2 separate regions of the Homo sapiens genome follow, and region 2 is linked to region 1. Evidence: chromatin loops called from intact Hi-C (ENCODE). Cell type or tissue: B cell. All regions are shown on one strand.

Region 1 (8,000 bases):
AAGGACCTCTTCAGGGAGAACTACAAACCATTGCTCAAGGAAATAAGAGAGGACACAAACAAATATAAAAACATTCCATGCTTATGGATAGGAAGAATCAATATCGTGAAAATGGCCATACTGCCCACAGTAATTTATAGATTCAATGCTATCCCCATTAAGCTACCACTGACTTTCTTCACAAAATTGGAAAAAACTACTTTAAACTTCATATGGAACCAAAAAAGAGCCCGCATAGCCAAGACCATCCTAAGCAAAAAGAACAAAGCTGGAGGCATTATGCCACCTGACTTCCAACTATACTACAAGGCTAAAGTAACGAAAACAGCATGGTACTGGTACCAAAACAGACATATAGACCAATGGAACAGAACAGAGGCCTCAGAAATAATGCCACACAGCTACAACCATCCGATCTTTAACAAACCTGACAAAAGCAATGGGGAAAGGATTCCCTATTTAATAAATGGTGTGGAGAAAACTGGCTAGCCATATGCAGAAAACTGAAACTGGACCTTTTCCTTACACCTTATACAAAAATTAACTCAAGATGGATTAAAGAATAAAACATAAGATGTAAAACCATAAAAACCGTAGAAGAAAACGTAGGCAATACCATTCAGGACATAGGCATGGGCAAAGACTTCATGACTAAAACACCAAAAGCAATAGCAACAAAAGCCAAAATTGACAAATGGGACCTAATTATACTAAAGAGTTTCTACACAGCAAAAGAAACTATCATCAGAGTGAACAGGCAACCTACAGAATGGAAGAAAATGTTTGTAATCTATCCATCTAACAAAGGGCTAATATCCAGAATCTGCAAGGAACTTAAACAAATTTACAAGAAAACAAACAACCCCATCAAAACCTGGGCGAAGGATATGAACAGACACTTCTCAAAATAAGACATTTATGCAGCCAACAAACATGAAAAAAACTCATCATCACTGGTCATTAGATAAATGCCAATCATACCACAATGAGATACTATCTCATGCCAGTTAGAATGGCAATCATTAACAAGTCAGGAAACAACAGATGCTGGAGAGGATGTGGAGAAATAGGAATGCTTTTACACTCATGCTGGGATTGTAAATTAGTTCAACTATTGTGGAAGACAGGGATTTAGATCAAGGATCCAGAACCAGAAATAAATTTGACCCAGAATTCCATAACTGGGTATATATCCAAAGGATTATAAATCATTCTACTATAAAGACACATGCACACGTATGTTTACTGCAGCACTGTTCACAATAGCAAAGACTTGGAACCAACTCAAATGCCCGTCAATGATCGACTGGATAAAGAAAATGTGGCACATATACACTATGGAATACTATGCAGCTGTAGAGAAGGATGAGTTCATGTCCTTTGCAGGGACATGGATGAAGCTGGAAACCATCATTCTCAGCAAACTAACACAGGAACAGAAAACCAAATATCTCATGATCTCACTCGTAAGTGGGAGTTGAACAATGAGAACACATGGACACAGGGAGGGGAACATCACACACCAGGGCCTGTCAGGGGGTGGGGGCCAGGGGAGGGATAGCATTAGGATAAATACCTAATGTAGACGATGGGTTGATGGGTTCAGCAAACCACCATGGCACGTGTATACCTATGTAACAAAACGGCACGTTCTACATATGTATCTTGGAACTTAAAGTATAATAATAAAAAAAAAAAGAAAAAAAAAGAAAGCCGCCTTCTACCTTTTACAAAATAAGGATTCCAGGAAAAGGCAGTAATTTATTCCAAGCTAGACTCCCCTTGTAATTATAACTCAGATGTCTACCCTTTTTCCCAGTTTTCTCTAATGTGTATGCATAAGCAGATCTGCATTATAGTGTCACAGTCCTCTTGGCTTGAGCACACTGTGGGATCAGATGGTTTTCCCCACTGCTCTTACTGGGTCACTGCTGGCTGCACTTCTCACCATGCATTAAATAGTCCACTTAACCAGCTAATATCCCTTCTCTGTTGGAGCTAGGGATAAAATGAGGAATTCCAGCCTCTCCTTCCCTAACCTTCTGATTCCTTCCGTCTCATTGAGGCACGTTTTCTTTGAAGGTTAGGGAAATTTTCAAAGGGATTAACACCATGGAAACAGGGACAAAGTCCTTTCTAACTGGGACTTTGCCAGAGTCCTGCAGGTACAGCATCAGAGCCTGGAGGGCCCTTCTCTTATGTATCCCCCAACCCAAAGAGCCTGGTCCATGGTCTTTCCAGATCAATCCCAACCATTTCCCTCAAGCAGCCAGCCCCTACCCACAGGGAACAGTCATAAGTCCTGAATCCATTCTCATTCCAACTGTGTACTTCACCCAAGTCTGCGTCATTCAGTCTGGAGGGGTCCCAGGGATGCGGCTAGGCTTTTAGCAATGCTGTACTCAGCTTGTACTGCAGGAGCAGGCAACTATCACTGCTGCTCTTGGTATTGAGGACTACTATGGTCTTGTGTCCTGACTTGCTTCTCAATATTATCTCCAGTATAACCTGTTGGCTTATCATCATGTTGTTTAAGCATGAGACCTATTAGAATAAGCACATGCATATTTCTCATAGACAGTTATTGCACTTTTTGGAGAAGAGATTAAACAAGAAAATATTTCTTTAATGTTATGAGTTGAATTGTGTCTCCCGCAAAACTCATATATGAAAGTCCTAACCCCCAGTACCTCCAAATGTTACTTTATTTGGAATATATCTGTCATTGCAGATATACTTAGATGAGATGAGGTCATACTAGAGTAGGGTGGGCCCTTAATCCAATATGACTGGTGTCTTTATAAAAGAATGCCATGACTGAGACAGACACACACAGGGAGGATGAAGGCAAAAATCTGTACAAGCCAAGAAACACCAAAGATTTCCAGAAAACCACTAGAAATTGGCAAAGAGACATAGAACAGGCTCTTCTGCACAGCCCTCTGAGGGAAAAACCCTATTGACACCTTAATCTGGGGCTTCTAGCCTCCAGGACTGTCAGACAAGACATTTCTACTGTTTAAGCCACCTAGTTTGTGGTACTTTGTAATGGCAGCCCTAGAAAACTAACACACTTAAGTGTCCATACACTGCTTTTCTCCTCTGAAATTAGGAATTCCATTATTGTGTTTGTGTTCTCCACGCCCCTCCATTCCACCCCCAGCCACCATTGCCTTGGGGCCCACCAGAATAACATGAGATGAAATGCCTTTTAACAACTGGTTTGTTACCTGTATCACCCAAAATGAGCTCTGGACTGATCATTGTTGCAAAGATTCCATTGACTTTTTGGTCATATGAAGTTTTCTTTTGGGTGGGACATGGAGTGAAGAGTGGGGAGGATGTGGCCAATATTTCTAATAATGTTAGATGATCTTGGTACTTTAGGCTGCTTTGTTTTTTTTCTAAAAGGCCAATGGCCAGCCAGGAATGATGTGTAAAGTCAGCAATGGAAATTATTAACTGTCTAGCCAACACTGTCACCTATCTTTGACCTTTTTGATGGAACCGAACTTGGGTCAGTGGAGTTGATTGAGATCTCTTGAAGAGGGCCTCCTAGCAGAGGAGCCCTCTAGCATGCAGTACTCCATGTGTGCCAGAAGGTGTCGCTCCATCACAGCTGGTACTGGAAAGAAAGCCCTGCTCCTCACTAAATCCATTTCTTTTAAATCTAAGACCAAGTAGTTAGTCAGCTGTGGCCAATTGTGTATTTTCCTCATGTCATTACCCAGAGAAGATATGATCAGCTATTCAAATTATGATTAAATTATTGAGGTCATTTTAAAATTAATTTATCTTACAGTCAGGTATTTTAAGATTCTTAGTAAAGTGTGTGTTTATGCTAGGAACTTTTCAAAGTGGGAGTGGGGGGCAATGTATGTCTTGCTTTCTTTCAGGATAAAGTTGTTCTAGAGATCTAGTTTCCAAGAAGAAATCTGTCAAAATGTTTTGAAAAAGTAAAGCCAACACTTGGCATTTAAGGGACTGCTTCAGAGACTGGAGCCATGGAGATTGACTGCCTTCATTCACTAGGTGATCTGATGGGGGAGGACAATAGTGCACAGAGGTAGGCAGGAAACAGGCTCTAAAGGTATATTTGACTGCTCTCTAGGTATATGGCACACCTTTCCTTAGATTATTCTCTTCCACTGGGGGAAAATGATCATAATGAATGGCCTTCATAAATACAGAGTTATACGTGCAGAAAGAAAAACACACCTCCTCAACCCAGCCCTTCTGGGGTGGGCTCTGGACAGACAGAAGTTAATTCTTTAAACTGCTCATCTACTGCTTATAAAGACTAATCTCCAAGAATTTCATTTTGTTCAAAGTAAAGGCAAACTGACAATCAGTGCTTCTGCTTGGAGTTTATGTTGCTAAAAAGCAGCCATCAGATTTATACTACCTATTGTTGGAAAGACACTCTAATGGGTCTGATTTTAAATATATATATATATATAAACAATAGGTTTCTGGTTAAGGCCTGGAAACAGAAAATCAACAAAGAAGAATGGATCTTGATCTGCAAAGTGAAGCACTCTCTCAGTTGAGGGAAGAGAAAGATGCTGGAGAGGTTGAACTTGGAGAAATGGTTCTCATTCCTCATATGAACTTAGACTCTTCCATCTCTGATTGTTTATCCTTAAAGGGTGTATATGTGGGGCTGGGAGAAGACATCCATTAGGAGCTTGCAGGAAGGATGAGGAAGAGACACAACCTCATTTCATACCTGTAGAGATTTCTCAAAGGATACCAGGAGACTTGGAGTGTCAAAGTCCCAGTGGGGCCAATCTGGCAAAGCTCCTCTCCTCGCTCTATGTTAAGATTTGGGAAATTGTTTATGGCAAATTATTGTCTTAAGATGCCTGTTGGAGAAGGGATGGGAAATACATTTATCTCTGTTAAGGGGTTTCCTGAAGGATAGGGTTTGATTTCTACTGTGCGATACTGAAGAAACTCCATTTATTCTCTTTCTGAAGAGAGTGGACACCAAGACCTTTCTGAAGAAGGTAGTAAGTGCCACCTACCCTTTTGCTGAAGGGAGATGGATTGTGTCCAGGGAAAGCCTTAACTATTTTTTAAAAATCTATAATGAGAACATTTATAATTAATATACAACTTAAGTTTATTTCCCCCTATATTGACATTTCCTATAGTCACTCATGGCTCTTTAGTAAAGTTGGTTACAGATTACACAAACAGTCTTTTGTTGGTTATATTATCATTGCCTCTGAAATTCTGACCACCCCAGAAATGAAGCACTATAAAAGGACAAGTGGAGATCAGATAGCAGCTCTAGTACTAAAAAACTGACCCAGGCCAGGTGTGGTGGCTCATGCCTGTAATCCCAGCACTTTGAGAGGCTGAGGCGGGTGGATCACTTGAGGTTGGGAGTTCGAGACCAGCCTGACCAACATGGAAAAACCCCATCTCTACCAAAAATACAAAATTAGACAGGAGTGGTGGCTCACACCTGTAATCCCAGCTACTTGGGAGGCTGAGGCAGGAGAATCACTTGAACCCAGGAGGGGGAGGTTGCAGTGAGCCAAGATCGTGCCATTGCACTCCAGACTAGGCTACAAGGGTGAAACTCCATCTCAAAAAACAAAAACAAAAACTGACCTTGAGGCTGGGCACGGTGGCTCACACCTGTAATCCCAGCACTTTGAGAGGCCAAGGCATATATATATATATAAACTCCTGAGGCCAGGAGTTCGATACCAGCCTGGCCAACATGGTGAAACTCTGCCTCTACTAAAAATGCAAAAATTACCCGGGCATGGTGGCAGGCACCTATAATCCCAGCTACTTGGGAGGCTGAGGCAGGAGAATTGCTTGAACCCAGGAGGTCAAGGTTACAGTGAGCCCAGATCGTGCCACTACACTCAAGCCTGGGCAACAGAGTGAGACTACATCAAAAAATAAAATAAAATAAAATAAAGAAAGAAAGAAAGGAAGGGAGAAAGTAAAGAAAAGAAAAGACAACCTGGATAATGGGATTGTCTGGAAGGGCCCACTCAAACCATAGATTCATGAGAAATAATGACTTGCTCTGGTAAGCCACTAAGTGTAGGGTAGTTTGTTATGCAGCAAAAGGTAACTAAACAGTTTGGGAGGGGGCCACGGTGGGGAGCTGAGGAGACAGCTCTTGGGCTATATAAAGCTTGTTATGAAGAGCAATAGGTCTGGGGTGGGCCTGCTCTATATTCATCTAAAATATCCTCTTTGGCAGGACAATATGAAGAAATTCTGGTATTATTGGCTTGGGTTGACCCTGGGTCCAGTGAATTGTTAGGATCATGACAATTTCCATCCTTCCTTGTCATCATTCCTGGCAAGATGGGTGACAACTGTCCCTTTTATAAAAGGGGTCTCTCACTTATCTCCTCTGTAGTCATTCATTTTTAACTCTACTTATCATATATGGTCGCAAATAAGCTTTGAAGTTCATACAATTGAGAACTTAACGTTGAGTCAAGCTCTGCTGCTTTCAAGAGTCAGATGTACCTTGCCTGGAACCTCAATTCTCACTGGTTTTGTATGTAGATAGTCAGTGAGGCTAATGCTGTGTTTACACTGGTGTAAATGAATGCTGATTCTAATAATTTTATCAGTTTAGAAAACATAACTTGTATTGGCCAGGCGTGGTGGCTCATGCCTGTAATCCCAGCACTTTGGGAGGCTAAGGTGGGTGGATTGCCTGAGCTCAGGAGTTCGAGACCAGCCTGGGCAACACAGTGAAACCCCGTCTCTACTAATATACAAAAATTAGCCGGGCATGATGGTGGATGCCTATAGTCTCAGCTACTCGGGAGGCTGAGGCAGGAGAATTGCTTGAACCCGGGAGGTGGAGGTTGCAGTGAGCCAAGATTGTGCCACTGCATTGCAGTCTGGGTGATAGAGCAAGACTCCATCTCCAAAACAACAACAACAACAACATACCATGTATCTCACTATGCATCTTACTACAACCCGCCAGTAAGTATCATTATCCCTATTTCCCAGAAGAAGATGCTGAATTTAAATAAAGGATTCCAGATTTTCCATTACTCAACATTATTTTTCATTTAGAAGCTCATTTATAAGCACTTCTAAATGTCAGTTCTATAACTTAGATAGGTATCTGGTTTCTGAAAACGAAATTTTGGGTTGAAATGTTTCAGGGAATTTTTTGTTTTATTGGCTGAAAGTGTGGCTTTAAAAAGGCAAATCGGCACCTTTCTCACAATCATAATATTGCAATTATTTTACATATATATGCACACACGTGTACACATGTATGTACATGTATACACACATACACACACAAAATCTGTAGCAGTTCTGAAAATATAGAAAGGTTTTGTTAGTGGACCATATGGGGCAGTGAATCTGCAGAAGTTGGTTAAATTATTTCAGCAGGCTTCCCTCACTAGGCATAATGGACTCAATAAAAGGAAGCGTTGCTGCCACAGATATGAGTCCCCTGCCCAGCTGGAAGTGCCACCTACCCTTTTGCTGCAGGCCATTCACTCCACGGAAAGTCCACCTACTCCCCTTGCCTGCCCAGTAACTTCTTTCAGGATGGGCCTCAGTATCACTTTAGGTTCCACTGACCACCAAAACTCCCAGCTGCTATTATTTGCCAGTCTAGACTACTACATAGAAATCACCTGGGGATTTTGTGAAACTGAAGATTCTGATTCAGTAGTTCTGGGGTGAGGCCCTAGAGTCTAATAAGTTCCCAGGTGACATCAATACTACTTGTTCCTGGACCACAGTGAGTAGCAAGGGTCTGGACCAGCATTTTCTAAAATGGGTTTTTGACACTTTATAAATTTAACCATGACAACAAACATTCATAAATGGAAAGATTTATTCCTAAACACTCCCTCAAAATACAGCTATAAATTCTAGGAAGTCTTATGTCAGTATCAGTAACTATCTTTGAACACTATCCTTTATTCCCTGGACTTTCCTTTCCATGGCGCTCTTCTGATGAAAAGTTTCCAACTTCTTAA
Region 2 (8,000 bases), 860 kb after region 1:
TTGGTCTCTAGGAAACATTTGCTTGAGGTACTGGAGGGAGAAATAATGTAATTAGTATTAAGAAGAACATACTAATAATTTTTTGGAATTACCACATTCTAAGCATATAATAATAAGAAATTAGTGTTTATTTTTCATGCTTCTGTACCAGAGAGTTGACATTTACTCTAGCTTGATTTTGGATCTCAGGTTTGCAGTAATGAGCTGAAGTGTGTGTGTAACAGACACTGGATAGGTTCTGATTGCAACACTTACTTCCCTCACAATGATGATGCAAAGACTGGTATCACTCTGTCTGGCAATGGTAAGTACTTAATTTGGTAACATTATGTAGTCTTTATACACAAAGAGAAAGCTGCTCTCTGAAAACTTTTATTTGAGTTATTTTTATGATAATCAGAAATACATTCTCATAATAATGAATTATACAACTGGGGTCCATTTTATGAAACTGATTATGTCCATTAAATTGTAATGATATGTAATATTACGTATAACTTAGTCTATTTGATTTAGCCTTATCTTGTCCTACTTCATTCTGAGATTTTTCTGAGGCTGTCAATTAACCCTAACATTTCTTTCAAATGTGGAAGTAGTCATAACTCTTAATTGTGTGCATTTAGAGGAATAATTTTATATTTTTGAACTGAATAAAGAAGAAACAATTAAAGAATTGGTTTTAAAATATTTTAATATTCTTTATTATAGAATCTCATTGTTGTTCAACCCCAGTTCTGTAGCCTGAACTGGCTACAGTTAGTAATCCTGGCCAAGGTTCCTGGTGGGGCTTTAAGAACATGGATAAGAAATAACAGGTGCAGTCCTAAAAGCTAGGGTGGCCCAAATGGGGGTATAGAAATCAAATGCAGACAGTTGAAAGAACTTATACATTGGAGGCAAATGTCCCCCTTTAAAATATTTCATCATTTCATTATTGAGTATTCTTTTATACAAGATAATGCTCAAATCCTAAAGTTCAGTCACTTTCAAAGGATGAGAAAAAAGGAATATGTTCATTCTAATAGTCCAGAAAGGGTAAACAGTTTTAGCTAATATGACTTTTATAAAGAAAATCATAGGATGATTAAGATTTTAGAGTCCCTAGTCTTAGCAGTGGTAGTGTGGAGCTTGTTCCAGTAATTAATTCAAAGACAATAATATTTAGATAGATGGATTTAAATGACGTGTCAAAAGCCATACCATTACTTAGAAATAAACAAGACTAACATCTAAGTTTATTGATCCCTGTTAAGTCCCTGGAAAAAAAGGAAGGGGGGGCAGACATGCTAGGTCTTGAAGTAAGAAAATTCTAGTGACCCAAGGAATCCTCTGGCATTTGCATCTGTGCATCCCACAGAGGACCTGGCAGGTTGGAGTCCACTAGTCTGCTCAGATGACCTAGCCCTGCTGTCTGACATGAATTCTGAGGGCTCCCAGACAGAGAGACTGCCACTACTATCATGGAGAATTGAAATCTTCTCAAGTAGCCCATGACTCCTGACCTCTGATGTATAAAAGGATGCCTCAGGAGTGGAGCAGGCAAAGATGGATCTAAGCTACTCTGGATGAAAGCTCTGCAGTTAACCATGTGGCACAAATCATTATCAGCAAAACAGGCCTTCTGGTGTCAGAGCCAGGCCTCATTCAGATCAGCCTTTTCTGCCTTTGAGCCCTCATTTGAGCTTATTGACCAAGCCTTTGACTCATGGTGCCATTCTGCTGTGATGATCCCCTTAAAGATTATATCTCAGCCTGCCTGACAATGGATACTGGCACAACAATGCCATCACTGTGTTCTGAGCTTCAATCCCGCCCTGGATTCTGCCTGCCTGTCTCTCTGCCAGTGTGGTGCTGCCTCTCCTGCCACATCAGCTCCAATCCTCCAGCTCACTCAACTCTTTTTCCTCTGGGGTTTCCTTCTCTAGAATGCCACAGCCATCATTGCCCAGACGGGGAATTACAAGCCCAGTGTTTCTATCACCTACATCACCTGGGCAGTAATCACAGAAGTCTGTGGACATGTTTTCTCCCTTAAGAAGCTTGTATTCACTTTGAGAGAGACAAAATATAACACACACAAAACCGAGAGCAGTAAGGACCTTGCGTTAGTTGTCAAAATGGAGTGATATGCACAATAACATTTCTAGAATTTCTGAGAAAGAGGTAAGGATCAAAAGGAACACAGATTTTCTACAAGTTCCTCCCTAAGTTTCATTACTCTTCCCTCTTTTAGTTTAATGACATCATGGTTTCTGGAAAATACAACTGTGCAAAATGCACTTGGACAAGAATTAAAAAGGACATTTGCCAAAAATTATTTTTAAAACAACTGATATGGATTGCTGAATTATGGTTGATTTTTTCTTTCCTTTGAAAAATACTCATTTTTGAAAACAAACAGTGTTGTTAGTGTGATGATTACAAAACTGAACAATAAAGTTTCTGAAAGGATTTTATACCACTGATCTTCCTTCTTTCTTTTTTTTCCTCTCAGGTGTTGCTGGCACCAATATCATAATAGGCATAATTGCTGGCACCATTTTAGTGCTGGCCCTCATATTAGGAATAACTGCGTGGGGTTATAAGTAAGTGAAATGTCTCAGTCTTGTTACTATTGAAATATACTTCTAAACATTTTGATTACATGAAAACATCTAGAAAGTTTTGTATCATTGGTTGAATATACTTGCAATGAAAATCAGCTTGGCTCAGCAGCCAGTCAATGCTTATTCTTGGCATGGCGAGAAGTGATAATAACATCATTTTTTAGATTTTGAGACAACTTCCTTCTATTGTAAAAGAACTGAGTATTATTTAAAAATCCTTGAAGTGAATTGAAACCAGTCTAAATTTGTAAAAACTGGTAAGTTGTAACTTTTGAAGAGAATTTAATAACCTTAAACATTTTGCTCAGTAAAGGCCTTCAAACATTGTAAACTTATTTATCTATCTAATGTGTTCAATTTTCTTTTCATGATTTATATAATCTGAAAAGAAACCAGAGTATTCAATTTCCTTTTTAAGTGCTTTAATCTTATGATGTGAAAAATTTCTTTGTATTCAAATAACTAATTTAAGTTTAATAAGTTAAAATGTAAATATAGTAAACCTTAAATTTTCTTTAATATTTCAACTTAAAATCATATTCTGCTGATCCTTGATGATGATGTTCCAGTCCACAGGCCTGGGGTTTTTCTCCATTTGGAAGGCCTGCAGCTTGTGCTAGGCATTCTGGGCATTACCTCATTTCATAGCACATTTTTCCTCATGGATCAAACTTAGGTAACTCAAAGTTTTGGGAATTAGAATCAAAATTTTAGACATTTACCCCATGCCTTTTAATGGACTTGCCTTTGTTCCATAAGTTAATATATGTCAAACACTCAAAGTAGTACCTGGCCCACAGTAAGCACTATGTAATTGTTTGCTATTATTATCACTTAACATGGTCTTAAACCAATTGCACCAAAGGAAACATCTTTATAGTGTACATGGTAATTGCTTGTGAGGTCAAAACCATCAAAGAGTTTCTTTGGCTAAAAAGGGAGAGCAGTTAGTTTACTGGCAGGATAAGCTTTGTATGCTGCAAGCATTAATAATACAGGCATTTGTGGAAGACTATATATTAATGAGTAGCGCAGAGAGCATATTACAGTTTGGCAAAACATTACAGTTTGACATGGCATGTCATAGTGAAGGAGAGTACAGCACAGTAGTAAGCTTTTCCCTGATTAAATGAGCATCTAGCCCTGTACCATGTAGTCTTCCACAAATTCTTGTATCATTAATGCTTGTAGCATACAAAACTTATCCTGGCAGTAAACTAATTGCTCTCCCTTTTCAGCTAAATAAACTCTTTCATAATTTTGACCTCACAAGCAATTGCCATATATACTTACAAAAGTGTTACCTTTGGCGCAGTTGGCTTAAGACCATGTTAGGTGATAATAATAAGTTCATAGCAGATGCTTAAAACCTATGGGCCTCTTTGGTGTGCAGGTTACTGGGTGTATTTCACCTCAGCATAACATTTGGAGTTATCAAATCATATATCTGATAGGAAGGCTTCTCTTTTTGTCATTTGATTTCTCCTCACACCAGAAGCAAATTAGCTCTGTGTTGGAATCACACCATTTCTCCAAATTAATGCATGATTTAAGTAGTAATTGTCATCACAAGCATTATTGTGTTGAAGTAGCTCAGTTGTTTCATTTGGCTGTGTGAAAATGGAAAGAAAAAATTGTTCCTTCTGGAGTGTGTGATTTTCTGCCACCTAGTGATGGAAGTGGATATTTCATTTTTACAATCTTGGAAAAACCTACCTTTTAGAAACCTAAACGCTCATATTACTTATTAAATTATGTGTCTATTTGCCTTTATTGATTAGAATGAAAATCACTTTTTTTCTGCAGGTGACTTCTTATTTTTATGGCATTCTTTTGAGATCTGTTCATTCCTCAATATATACACTTTGCAACTTTAATAAGATCCACTTAGCTGGAAACTCATTTAAGTTGATTTTAGCTTAAGGAAAAAGACACACCTTGTGCATACTACAGTATCTTCTTTATAAATAACTAGCCCAAATAGCTAAAGTTTTAATGTTTCTAAAATTATTCAGAATATGTTTAGGAATATAGTGGGAATGTAGATATTTTAATAGAGGAATTAAATTCATGAATATGATGTTTTACTTATTCTATTTGCAATTTAAAACCCCATTTAGAACCTGAGAACTCATTTTCTCATTAGTTTGTCCAGTTAAACTTTCTACCCCTTCTCCAAGCCTTGGGGTGGAGAATAGCAGGAATTAAAAAAAAAAATAAAGTAGAATGCTCATTTGGAACCGTATGGCTCAGGAAATCAGATTGAAGGAATAAAAAGCAAAACATGTTGAATAGAAAAATACCAGGCTTATTTTTCCCCCATCTGATAGTTTCCAGGATGAAAAATAATAACAAATTGGCACCTTTGCCGTCATGTGCCCGTTATCAAACGTGATATGTATAATGTGGATGAAATAGACTGGCAAGTAAAGATGTTACCAATGAAATCCATATGAAAACATTATCCTTGATCTTAGAGGAAGCAGCCCAAAACTACTCACTTGCATGACCTTTCTAACGTGTCTCCAAAATATTAACACTTAATTATGTCAAGATAGAAAGTTAGCAGTGAACTCTTGAAAAGTCACTGGTACTGTACTACCACACCCTGTAGAGCAATTTTTTAATAAGATCCACTTAGTTGGAAACTCATTTAAGTCGATTTTAGCTTATGGTTAAATAAACACAGAGACTAAACATTGAACAAGTATTTCCAATGTGAAGCTTCAGCGAGTAAGTAGTAATCACTTAGGAGATCCTTAACAGTCACGAATTGACTCACTCCTATTTATCATACCTGATGAAATAAAATGTTCTGGTATTCATTTATATTCCCCTATTTGAAATTCTTAGGAATAACTATAGTTTGGGGTTTATATTCCATTAGGAATGAATTATAATTTTATTTCTGTAAAAAGTTATTTATATAAGTAACTTGATTCATTAATTTCATTAAGTCAATGTATGTTTGAAGACCTGTGTTTGAAATAAGATTTACTTTAGAGCAGTGATTGATGTTGAGAAAACAATTACTCTTTAATGACTGCAGCATATTTATGTTTTTAAAAGTGGACAATTGTTTGACAATATTGTCACTGACTCTTTGTTGCTTCTCCTGATGATGAGGTGACATTTTTGTGTGTGCATTCCCATTTTAATTCTGTAATTCAGAATCCTCTAGTGAAGACTTTTCAATGAAAGCTAGAGCTTTTATGTTTAGAGCTCCCTCTTGATGTCCTTCCAGAGGTAACTAACTCTTATGTTTTTCCCTCTTTCTCTTCTTGTCCATGAAAAGAAACTATCGAGAACAGAGGTATGTAATACAAATAATGTGAACATAAAACTGAAAGGTTTGACTCATATTAGCATTGTTGGAATTCATACATGCAATTATAATTAAGTTCACTTTGTTTTTATGTATAATAATCATACACTAATCGATTTTTCATTATCTTGAGGTAATTTTAATGATGGTGCTGTGAAATATAGCAATTTAAAATAGATCTGTCATTTAATTTTAATGGATCTTTTATCCAACGATACTACAATTAGTGGAGTCTTGCTTATTTTTTAATAGTAATATATATAGAAATTGATTTTTTCCATCTAAAACAAACTTCCTCTATGTTAAGGTGTCCCATTTGTTTACATTAATATTAGCTTTTCTTCATGTTTGTAACACTCTTATTGCCTAATACTTTCTGAGGGAATTTATTTATTACTGTTTTTATATTAATAATATCCATTCATAAGTGACAAAGTTTATTTGGGCAGTGTTGCTGTTGGGAATGTTCTAGCATTTCGTGAGCCTGTTTATCTCTGCATAAGGAATTTTTTGTATTGATTAGGTAACTGCACATTTAAAGAAAGAATTTGCATAGTTGGAATAATAAAAATGCCTATATTCTTGAGAAAGTCAGACACCCTGTATAGCATAACCGTAAAAATCTATGTTTAACCAACAGCTTAAAAGAGATACAAAATGTTCATGTTGTTCTATAACAATTGCCTATTTTATCTGAATCTAAATTAGCACATAATATTGGAATGCACTCTTCACTTTTCCCACTTAAAAAGTTACTAGTGCTGTTAGCTATTGATAAAAAATATTAAAATATTATCCTGGAAACTGATAACCTAGACCAGGTCTTACACATGATAATGGTATTTAGTTCTATACTCATGGTATTTATGCAGATTCCTATTTACTTAACCTTTTCCATTGTTGAGTTGCATGCTTGTGACAGGTTATGAATAAGGTGTATAAATGTGGTAATTTGTCATGCTCCATCACAACTTTCATTTTTTTCACAAATCAAAAATTTAAACTTTACTCTTTTTTAAATAAATTAAAATTCCCATAAGGCTTTAACCATAGGTATCTGTAGAATCTGTATAAATATATAGTGCCCATGGGTTACCATTTGAAATCCTGGTCAGTTTGTGTAGACAACAGAAAATATTGACCTTTCCCTAGAGTGACTAACTCATCATTAATGGAAAAAGTAAAACTGGGACAAAATTACAATTTAAGAACAACCAGATTTCTTCATGATGTGTTTTAAACTCTTGTGTCCAAAAGCGCTTGCTTAGAGCAGGAGCCGCCGTTTAGACTTTCTGTTGGGTAGAGGTTGATTGATCGTATTAGAAATCTAAGTTTGGTGAGTTTCTTTAGTGGAAAATAGAATTAGGCAAATAAGATTAAAAAGTTAATGATTCAGCTTCATTTCCACAGGAACTAAGGCTATAATGTAATTTAATATTGCTGAATATATGAAAATGAAAGTGAAATGTCTCATAGGCAACATAAGCAAAGCTAGCACAGTGCTCTAAGATGTGTTCTCATTAGGGATTCTATCCAGAATAAGGGAATTGCCCACACTTTAAAAAAATGATTAATATTGAAAAGTATGCACAAATTTCTTGTTCTAACTCAATATGTAGAGAGATATCGTTAAGAACATTTTCACATGAAGAATCTCCTTTATGTGCCTGATATAATTTCATGTCTCCTGGTGTTACTGAGTCATCATTTCATTGATCTGGCTACTCTTTTGGAATCTAGTCCATCATATTTTGAGAGTTGTCACATCTTCAGTGGATATTTATTTTATATATTTTGATATATGTCAACACAACCTTTTTTTTGTCCTTGCCCATAACTAATGAATATTAGGTTTGTACAGTAGGTCTCAAAGTGGAGAAATGGCAAAGAATAGACTTTAGATCAGGAAGTTGTGAATGTATAAGTGTTTTCTAAATGAGTTTCCTTTTTGAGAATATATGTTAGTGATTATAGACAAAGTGGTAAGGCCAACAGACCAAAGCATGCATTAAAAAATATTCAATCTTATAAAAATATCTATAGACATTCAAGTAAAGATCTTCCCAATT

What was found. Peaks named below come from ENCODE experiments on the same cell type or tissue, not always from the same donor. Only the 100,000 strongest peaks of a DNase experiment are listed, where the experiment ranks them.
Region 2: it touches region 1 in a loop (20-fold over the local background); 2 of 110 quality-filtered maps call a loop at or near these places.

Annotation. Positions count from the first base shown.
Region 1 is chr7:87,308,858-87,316,857 of GRCh38, forward strand. No RefSeq gene overlaps it. Among named protein-coding and RNA genes, the nearest start is that of TP53TG1, 33 kb to the right of the region's middle. In B cell, CTCF peaks have their summits at 3,602 (motif pointing right) and 3,804; a DNase peak (open chromatin) is centred at 3,614.
Region 2 is chr7:88,165,643-88,173,642 of GRCh38, forward strand. It overlaps ADAM22 (ADAM metallopeptidase domain 22), which reads left to right. Exons shown (of 32, transcript NM_001324418.2): 24 at 190-304; 25 at 2,495-2,585; 26 at 5,902-5,919. Among named protein-coding and RNA genes, the nearest start is that of SRI-AS1, 47 kb to the right of the region's middle. In B cell, CTCF peaks have their summits at 4,280 (motif pointing left) and 4,487; no DNase peak of the experiment used is centred here.